2 separate regions of the Homo sapiens genome follow, and region 1 is linked to region 2. The links are chromatin loops, found by intact Hi-C in ENCODE. Cell type or tissue: mammary epithelial cell. All regions are shown on one strand. Each heading gives the region's core, and the rest is flanking DNA. Links, peaks and the distances in the headings are about the cores only. Region 1 holds the start of LINC02832 (long intergenic non-protein coding RNA 2832). Region 2 overlaps LOC105373893 (a long non-coding RNA gene).

Evidence for each region. A loop is a pair of places that touch in the nucleus more often than their neighbours do. Peaks named below come from ENCODE experiments on the same cell type or tissue, not always from the same donor. Only the 100,000 strongest peaks of a DNase experiment are listed, where the experiment ranks them.
Region 1: a loop joins it to region 2, with 10 times the contacts of the local background. A loop is called at or near these places in 3 of 110 quality-filtered maps.

What each region holds. Positions count from the first base shown.
Region 1 is chr2:219,728,885-219,734,269 of GRCh38, reverse strand. LINC02832 (long intergenic non-protein coding RNA 2832) reads right to left here and starts at 4,277. Exons shown (of 2, transcript NR_185880.1): 1 at 4,089-4,277. In mammary epithelial cell, for the core only: no CTCF peak of the experiment used is centred there; DNase peaks (open chromatin) are centred at 969 and 2,989; H3K27ac peaks cover 265 bases.
Region 2 is chr2:220,223,234-220,228,618 of GRCh38, reverse strand. All of the region lies in intron 2 of LOC105373893 (a long non-coding RNA gene), which reads right to left. Among named protein-coding and RNA genes, the nearest start is that of MIR4268, 320 kb to the right of the region's middle. In mammary epithelial cell, for the core only: a CTCF peak has its summit at 2,912; DNase peaks (open chromatin) are centred at 3,218 and 3,528; H3K27ac peaks cover 3,088 bases.

The sequences.
Region 1 (5,385 bases), core at 214-5,213, 490 kb after region 2:
TGCTTGATTCAATTTAAATATATTTGTTCAGCATCTATGCTATGTAAAGAAGTGCTTATCAAACTTTCATGTGCTCGGGAATCTCTTGGCAATCTTATTCAATGCAGATTTTGCCTCTGTAGGCTCAGGGTGGGGCCTGGGATTCTGCATCTCTAGCAAGCTGTTAAGAGATGCTGATGCTTCCGGTCCCTTCATCATACCCTAAGTAGCTCCAGTTCAGGCCAAGATGCTGAACTAGCGAGGCTGCTGGATGTCCATCCCACCTCTCACCCCTATTAACCCCACAGGAGCCAGAAAAGTAAAGAAGAGAACACTGTGAGAAGCTCTTGAGTTGACTGGGGATGTTATTTCAAATGAGGTTGTGAAGTGGTGGCTTTGTCCCAAGGCAGGAAGCAGCCCAGCAGGGTTGTGGGAAGAGAAAATAGAAAAACTGGTGGAATTCTGCTCTCACCAACCCCATATCTCCTTGGGGCAAACAGTGCCTGCACCTCACCTGCCAAGCTCAGATATCCTCAGAAGAAACTGAGGATCCTCAGAAGAAATAATCTGGAAGTTATTTCTATGTCTCTTCCCCTTCAAACTCCCAGGGCTGGAAAGTGACAATCTGGTCTTGATGGTGGGCCTCAAACTTGGCTGAAGATACAAATCATGTGGGGAGCTTGAAAGTACTTGGATTCCACCTCTAGAGATTCCATTGAAATTGCTCTGGAGCATGACCCAGGCATCCAGATTTGTAGAGGCTTCCCAGGTCATTTGAATGTGCAGCCAAGATTTAAAACCACTGAATTCTGACTGTCTCCTGCAAATCTGCTTCTCTCTGAGGGACAAAAGATGAAGGCCTGAGCTAAAAGCTTATTTTGTGAGATAAGGAGCAACGGAATATAATTTTCAGAGCTCTCCACCCTGGGGCTCATCTAGCCCCATCCCCTGAGTTCACTGGAGCTAACACGCCTGGACCTGCCTTTCTCAACTTGTACTGCCTGTGGAGTCAGTGCCCTAGGGAAAAAATGAGCACACAAAACAAAATAACAGGACATTTGAGGAGCACAGACATCTCTAAAGGAAGAGGGCCTCCTGGATGACAAATTCCAACAGAAGCAGAAATATTAGGACAGATGGATCAAGTATTTTTAATCATCCTGGTAAATATATTAAAAGATAGAAGGAAAATTAATAAGAAGCAAAAAAATATATAAAGAGAATCAAGCAGAAATACTAGTAATAAAAATATAAAAATACAAATAAAGAGCAGAATTGATGCTACTGAAGAACAAATTAGTGATTTGGTATATCAGATTGAAAAAACATATATCAGAAGGTAGATGAAAAGGACAAGGAAATAGACAATATACTAATAAAAAGAAAAGCTAAGAGATAAGGAGAACAGATGCAGAGGTACTAACATCCAGACAGTAGGAGTTCTATTTAAAAAAGAAAAAAAATAGAGGGGAAGAAGATTTGAGGACATAACAAAGATCAATTATTCTGCCACATCTATAGAGAGAGAAAGTGAGAGCAGAATACACACAAACACACACACACATGAGAGAGAAATAAAGGAAAAACTCATACCTAGGTATACTATAATAAAACTTAAGATTTTTATAAAACAAAAAAAAGTTCTAAAAGCTGTCATAAAAAGAGGAGACCACATACAAAAGAACGAGAATCAGATTGGCATCAACGATATTGGATGCAAAAAAAAAATGGAGTAACGTTTTGACAGAATTGAAGGAAATAGAATTTAGAACCTATTATTTTATAGTCAACCAAACTGTCATTCAAATATTAAGGTCAAATAAAAATATTCTCAGGCATAGAAGATTTGCTGCAGAAAGATGTGCATTGTAAACTGTTTTGGCTAAAGTACTATGTATGAGAGAGAAAAATCCAGGAGACTGCAAGAGATTTGTGGAACAACGGTGATCAAACACCTTGATAAACTCTTATTGCTTAAAAAGCAAAAAGCAAGCTAAGACCAATGAAAAGGAGAAAATATATCTGTAACAACGCAGAATTAGAAGCCTAGGTTATATCAACATAACAGGGCAGGGGAGGGAGCCAGGAATCTTAGATTTTTACTTCATTAAGAAGAATTAGGGAGATAAAAATATATTATTAAAAATAAAAGTAAGAAAAATAGAAGAAAGCATTGAAAAAGTAGCACAGCTGAAATAACAAGTCAGAATGATAAAAATTGGTCCATGTATGTAATTTATTATAATAAAGGTAGATGGATTGAGCTCACCACTTAAAACATAAGGTGTGACAGATTAGATTCATTTGTAAAATTTTGACACATGCTATTTACAAAAAAACGTACCTCAAACATACAGATATGCAAAGACTGAAAGCAAAAGAATGGAAAAAGACATAGTACATAAATATTAATCAGAAGAAAGCTGACCTAGCTATATTCATTCCACAAAACATAGCCTTTAAGTAAAGAGCATTATTAAGAAAAGAATGCCCTTGGACACAGCAATTTGCTCCCAGGTATAAGCACAGAGAAAATCATACACATGTGTAGCAATTGAGGCAGATAGAATCTAAAATGATCACCAACTATCCCTTCCTTCTGGTATTTATACGTGCAATCTCCTTCCTTTGACTGTGGGCAAGACTGGTGAATTGCTTCTAACCAAGAGAATATGGTCATGTTGATGGATGATATGTCTTGTGATTATTTTACCTAAGAATATAATGTTTGTCATGCCTGCAGACCCTCTCCCTTGCCGGTTTTAATGAAGCAGGTGATCACTCTGGGGAGGCCCACATGACAAGAAACTGAGGGTGCCCTCTGCCGACAGCCAGCAAGAAAATGAAGCCCTGGCCTGGCAAACTGCAAGAACCCGAATCCTGCCAACAACCACATGCACTTGAAAGTGAATCTTCCCCAGTCAAGCCTTGAGATTAGAGCACAGCCCTGGCCAACACTTTGACTGCAGACTTGTGAGGACTTGAAGCAGAGGACCAAGCTAAGCCCTGCCCAGACTCCTGACTCACAGAAACTGTGAGGTAACAAATGTATGTTATCTAAGTAACTAAGTGTTGGGTTATATTGGCCAAGTGCAGTGGCTCACACCTGTAATTCCAACACTTTGGGAGGCCGAAGTGGGTGGATCACTTGAGGTCAGGAGTTCAAGACCAGCCTGGCCAACATGGTGAAATCCTGTCTCTACTTAAAAAAAAAAAAGGGTTATATTCTTATGCAGACATAGATAACTAATACAAGAGACATATATAAGACTGTCAGTAGTAAAACAAAACAATAACAAAATCCTGGAAACAACCAAATGCCCATCAAGAAGAGAGAGGAATGAATAAACTATGTCACAATATGGATAAATCTTAACATCATGATTCTAAGTGAAAAAAATGTTAATTACTAAAAGATTACCTCAGCATGATACCCTTGTAAAAAACTAAAAACAAAATCAAATTCATATATTATTTAGAAAGACAAACATAAATAAATTTCTTGTGAAATTAAACATGACGTTCTTATAAAGTTATACATAAACTTACCACATGACCAAACAATACCACTCCTAGATATTTACTCAAAAGAAATGAAAACATGGCCGGGCGCGGTGGCTCATGCCTGTAATCTCAGCACTTTGGGAGGCCAAGGCGGGCAGATCACGAGGTCAGGAGATCAAGACCATCCTGGCTAACACGGTGAAACCCCGTCTCTACTAAAAAATACAAAAAATTAGCCAGGCATGGCAGTGGGCACCTGTAGTCCCAGCTACTCGGGAGGCTGAGGCAGGAGAATGGTGTGAACCTGGGAGGCAGAGCTTGCAGTGAGCTGACATCACACCACTGCACTCCAGCCTGGGTGACAGAGCAAGATTCTGTCTCAAAAAAAAAAAAAAAGAAAGAAATGAAAGCATAGAGCCACACAAAAACCTGTATATGAATGTTTAAAGCAGCTTTATTTATAATTGCCAAGAACTGGAAAAAATCCCCATGTCCTTTAACTGGTGAAGAGCAAAACATACTGCAGTATACAACAGAACCCTGCTCGGCAACACAAAACAACAAATGACAACAAACATACAACAACAACAAAGCAACAAACATACCACCACATGGATGAACCTCAAATGCGTTATGCTGAGTGAGTAAATCCAGACTCAAAAGACTACACATTGTGTGATTCCTTGTATATGACTTCCTGGAAAAGGCAGAACCATGGAGACAAGAAACTGAGCCACTAGGTTGCCAGGGGTTGGAGGTAGAAGAGAGGAATTGACAACAAAGAAGCAGAAGAGAACACTTTAGAGTGACGGACCTGTTCTATACCTTGATTTCGGTGGTAGTCATACAGCTGAATTTACATGTCAAAACTCATAAAAGTATACTCTAAGAAGAGTGGGTTTTACTGTATGTAAATTATACCTCACTTAAATAGATAATATATACACACATCAGGTAAGTGCTCCTTTTGACAATGCCCCAAACCACATCCTCCACCCTGCCATACCCTAGTGCCCCTCCCTGCTCCCTATGCAAAGAACAAAATGAGAAGTTGTGTCATTGGAAATGTTATGGTTAACATAACTACAGAAAACAACCTGGAATGGGAACCAGAGGAGAAAAAGGAGAGTTTCAACAATTAAAATGATGTCTAGAAAACAGTCAGGAAAATGGAGAGCATGTTCATTCCTCCGTTTGCTTTGGGATGCATGTCTATGACTTTACAATAGTGAATCTTATTTAGCTTAAAGTGGAAGTCACTGAGTCATTGTCCAACCACCTGCAACACAGGGAGACTCGTCCCAAAGTCAGTAGCCCTATTTCTTCCGGATTCACTTTGCCTTGGAACACCCTGATAAACGGCCCATTAGCAGCCCACGAAGAGATTAAGAAACAATTCTGTTTAAGAGAATGCAGTTTCGCAAAATGATCCTTGAATCAGAATGTTCTGCTTCTGCTATCTTTTATGAGCAAAAGGAGCAGAGGTTTTGAGGTCACAGTCAGCCTGACCATATTTTGTTCTTATCTCCCTATTTTCTACTCCATAATGAAATTTAAATAGCTCGCTATCGCTAAGTAAATAATTGGTGCCGTAACAGCCTTCTGGAAGCTTTTAATTGTGTCAAAGCAGCTCTTCAATTCTAAACATTCCTTACAACCGAACGATAGTTAGAGCTTTGGGTGTCTTCTTGGCAGATGGAGATAAGAACACAAAATGGGATAAGAAGGCAGGAACTTCCCATTAATCATGGCAGTGTTCCTTTATTCCAAGATCATAAAATGCTTGAAATCACAGCTTTGTCTTGGTGAGGGAGGGAAAGGGGCCTGACTGAGACGCAGAAAGTCTAGGTTTTAGTCTCTGCTGGGCCCCTGCCCAGCTTCCTGATGTGGAACGAGGTGCTT
Region 2 (5,385 bases), core at 293-5,292:
AGACCAAGCTAGCCACACATTGAGACCATTGGAGAGAGAAAGATCCAACAGCCTGCAGGTGTTCCAGCCTCAAAGCTGGACATACAAGGAATAGAAGCTTCAGATGTCTCCGCATCAGCAACTATCTGACTGCAACCACATGAGGTACCCCAATAAGCAAGAACCACCCAGCTGAGTTCATCAACCCCCAGGACACAGGAGAGGAATGAATCATTGTAATCAACGTAATGCATCGTTTTAAACCACCATGTTTTGGAGTGGTTTTTATACATTAATAGATAAGCAATGATCACTCTGCAAACACTCCATGTGATGTTTTTCTCTCATTTTAATGAACACTGTGTTTTCCTAGATATTAACTCTCTATGCCTAAATGATCAGTCAGCCATGATCTTATTCTACTCTATCTATACTCGGAATAGCAATAACATATACTTTATCTAGTATTTCAAAATTATCACCTATTATGATACCCAGACAAAGAATATTTTCTTTCTCCTTTTTTCAGGAAACAGTTGAAACCTAACTTAATAATGAACATTTTTCTAAGCAACGTTCCACTCTAAAGCTCATGGGAGTTATAAAATAACCCAAAACTAAGAGGGTAGAATGGCTCACCCTTTAAATTCTTTATATCTTGAAGTCTTTGATTTAAATCATTATTTTTAAAAAACTCAAATCACACTGTGCTCTTAATAAAGCATTATTATTTCAAGGAAAAGGATAAAACTTTCCAAAGGCAAATGTTTAGCCGGGGTAGAGTTGTAAAAGATTCCAAGACATTAGTCAGGAGATGGATTGCTTTGCTATTATAAGTCTGGGTTACAATATCACTGGAACCAAATTCCCGTCAGATTAGTCTTTACTCAAAATGAATGTTTGTAATTATGAAATGAAATAAGTTTTAATTTGAATTGCCTAAAAAGGGGAAACCAAATATTGTGTAATTACAGGAGAAGAAATTTGAGATGGAAAACAAGATAGTGTTATTTACAAGTAAAAAGGCTTTTATGGGATTATGGGGCTTTAATGTGCATATTTGTAGGATTTGGGGTGGCAGAATTTGGAACTCAAATATTTTTCATTAGCGTTTATTTACAGTGCGCATGCAAGAAATGGAATCCCAGACACATCTGATATTGGTCTTATTTAAACCTTTTATATCCCTACTAAATCTGAAAAGACTCAATGTTAGCCACACATAATGGAGGTAATCATGGAGTGTGATAAAATAAGTATTTGAAAACCACATGCAACTTTTAGGCTCAAATCCAGAACTATAAAATCCACCTAGAGACATAATGAGCCTGCCTCTTCTTCTTGAAGGGGTAAAAGTAGTATGGGGGAAACATGTCCTTATTCTTTCCCCACAGCTTGAGACACCTGAGCAGAGCCCCCAAATGGCTTGTAAGTACTTTATTGCAAAGGCCGCCCACAAGCACCATTTTGCTCCTTGGAGGGCAGCCATTTCTTATCCTTGGCAAAGTGTGAATTAGATGACTTTATGTCTCTATCTTGTATTTCTCCTGTCCTGTCCTGAAGCACTACTTCTCACATTGAGGAGTCCAGGACCGTAGGACATAGGCTTGTCCCAGCTCTCTTTCCCGCAGCTGGACTGCACTGCTCAGCTTTGATGTCCCTGAACCTTTTACCCCAACCTTTTCTAGGATAAAACCTTCCTGTTAAAGATCTCCTTTCTCTGGCAGGGACAAACTAATTTACAGTAAATCATCCTTCCCAGAGGTCTCCTTGAAAGTATGGCAAAGACAGTTCATGGTTCACAAAATATTTATGTTCCTCTTCATATATTGCACATTGTTACTAGAAAGTGCCAACCGGACATGACATTTCCCAGATCCCCTTGCAGTCTGGTGTGGTCATGTGACTGAGTTCTGGCCAATAAAATATAGACAAGAGTGATAAGTGCTGCTGTTAAGAAACCTTCCATGCAGCTCATGTTCCTTTCCCCATTCAGCTGACTGGGAGATAATCCCCAGGTGATCTGGCAAACCTCTCTTAACCTGAATTCCCTGAATTATTTAATGGAAGATAGCCATCCCATGTATTAATACATATTTTCCCTCCCAATGTGGTTAAAGAGCAAGAAATGCACATTTGGGTCTTTGTTTTTTAACTGTAGTTATACTACCCTAAATACTAGTTAATCCAGAGGAATCATTTCCTAACCAGAGAAACTGAATTAGGGGCAGATTTTCAAAGGTCAAAGAAACTTCCCATTTCCCTGCAAAATACCTAGTTCAAAAGTTACCTAAGAATAGAAGCATTTTAATAGCCCTCCAGGAAAGGTTTGTCATCAGTCAGAGACAGAAACACTTGTACATGGATGCCCACATGAGTGAGCCAGAGGCTCTGCGTTCTGGATTTCTTCCCACCCAAAGACATTCTTTCACCTAGTTCCTCGCTGTTCACACTACCAGTCATTTCTGAGCCTCAGATAATTTCAACAAGATTTCCCAGCATTTCCATTTAGAAATTCACTTATCAATAAAAATCTCTTGTCATAATCTTATCATTTGTTCATTCTTTTGTTCATTCATTCAAATAGTTATTAAGGACCCCAAATACTAAGCATTGAGCTAGGTATTGACTGAACACAGACAGCTTACTGTTCATGGTCCCAGTAGGTGGAGGAATCATCATGAGAACAGATAAGAGTTGTAAAATAATAAAATAGATAACAGGACAATGATCATCATGGAAAATTTATCGAGCACATGTTATGCACCAGACTGTGCTCAGAACTTGATATTCCTTATTTTATTTAATCATCACAGCATTTCGATCTCTATTTTATAGATAAAGAAATCAACGCTTGGCGTGGTGGCTCATGCCTGTAATCCTAGCCCTTTAGGGGGCCGAGGCTGGTGGATCACGAGGTCAAGAGATCGAGACCATCCTGGCCAACGTGGTGAAACCCCATCTCTACTAAAAATACAAAAATTAGCTGGGCATGGTGGCATATGCCTGTAGTCCCAGCTACTCGGGAGGCTGAGGTGGAAGAATTGCTTGAACCAGGAGGTGGAGGTTGCAGTGAGCCGAGATCATTCCACTGCACTCCAGCCTGGCAACACAGTGAGACTCTGTCTCAGAAACAAAAAGAAAGAAAGAAATCAAGACTCAGCAACATTAAGCAACATGCAGAAACTGCACAGATAACTAACAAGAATGGAATTTAATCCAAGTTCTATCTGATTCCAAAGTCATTTACTAACTGTATGCCTTTGGGCAAATTGGTTAAGCACCATAAATCACCATTTCTAATCTGAAATGCCATCTAGGTCCCAAGGAAAGTAATTTCTACTAAGAGTTAGATTGCATGGCTGGGATGTTTACACTCTCACTGCCCACAGTATTCTTTATGTACACTATGTGTAAAAATCTAGCCTCTTGAATAATTTGCTTCTGAAATGGCAGTGGGAGGTTGGGGGAGCTTAAATAAATATTTACAGTGTTTATATCATGGGAGAATTTTCCAAATGGTGTGCCTTGAAATGCCACTTGCTATTACACAAACTGAAACCCTCCAGTCAAGGCATCTCTAGACTTCATCTTTACATCATGAGCTAGTGATGACAAGGTGATCACCAATTATCACATGACCCAGAGGGCTCCTGTTTCCTGAGCCCACATGGGCATGACTATGGCTCTGGAAGGACCAGAAGAGAACATCTCCTGAGAAAGTCCCTGAGCTGTGCGATTCACCCTATCAGGAGCCCAGTGGGTGGCTTTGTTGCCACGTGTGTACTTGATGGGGTCCCTGTGCCCCACGTGCTTATTCAGGCTCAGCTGCGGGCTGAGAGCCAAGCATCCACTGGAGAAGTGGGAAATACACATTTGGAAGAGACACAGAAACTGTGCTGAAAAAAAGGGCCAGAGAGAAAAGCTGCTGGGCAATCAGGGAAAAAAGCCAATCTGTCCCTGTGGTCTAAGGACAAAGGCACGTCTGGGACTTTGTCTCCCAGGCTGCAGCCAGGAGTGGAGAAGTCATTCAGCTCACAGAGATGAACTAAAGTGGTCCTCCTTACAGGAGCAGTTATAGGAGTATAACCAAAACAACAACAAAAGTATTTTTTTTAATAAACCTATGACATCACTGCTATCTAAGAAGAGTGTAGTATAGTTTAAAAAAAAAAACCTTCTATTCTTTTCCTTTTTAAATCTTTCTTTTCAGCTGAGCTGGGTTGTAAGGTTGTTAAGAGTGGGACTTCTGGAGTCAGGCACCTAAGTTCAAATCGTTACTACTTCCTAGCTATGAGATGTTGGGCAAGTTTTTAAACCTCCGTAAACCTCAATTTCCTTGACTGTAAATGAGAGTAATAATTATACCTCCCTCCCAGGGTTAGCAACAATTAAGCACCTGGAATTTAGTTAATGCTCAAGCAACTTCAGATATTTGTATGGCAGAATTGGGATAGAAACTGAAGACATGAATTGCTCTTAAGTAGTAGCTCTCAAAAGTTTTAGTCTCAGGATCAATTTATACTCTTAAAATTATTGAGGATCCCATAGAGTATTTGTTTATGTAGATTATATATGTCAATATTTACCATATTTGAATTTAAAACTGTAAAAACTTTTATGTATAAATATAAACAAGCTCATTTAAAGAAAGATAAGTCCATTATGTTTATAGGACATCTTTTTATGAAAAATAACTATACTTTCCAAAACTAAATAAATAATTCCAAAAATAATTTTACACTAGATTTTTACACATACTGTACAAAAAGAATACTGTGGGCAGTGAGAGTGTAAAATTTCCAAAAATTCCAAAAATAAATAAATCATTTATTAAGAAGAGTGGCATTGTTGTACATTTTTTTCAAACCTCTTTATTGTCTACCTTAATAGTATCTGCTGGATTCTTATATCTGCTTCTGCATGCGATCAGTTGTGATGTATCAATTTCATTAACATATATGAAGAAAATCCAGCCTCATCCAGATGTTTTGTGTGAAAAGGGAAAAGTACTTTACTAGCCTTTTCAATTAATTGTGGATGCAACACTGCAGACTGCATGCACAGTCTGTGATGCAACATCAAAACTCTGCAAGTGGTGGTTTCTTAATATCTAGTTACAATGAATAATCCAAAACTATACCAATAAATTTACATTTGGATCTTTCACTTATGCATGACTTTGTAACATCATGCATTGATCACTTGGGAAGTGTGTCAACATTCATTGGTTCAACGCTCATTAATTGATTAAGAAAATAACAGCTCTGTGCACCTCAAGTTATATTAAGTTAATCTAATCGAGATCAGCCCTTAAAAATACATCTTCACCACCTAACAAGTCAAAGATTTATGAGAATGTTCTTATATGTTCTGACCTGACATCTTCCTGAAGAGGACTGGTGA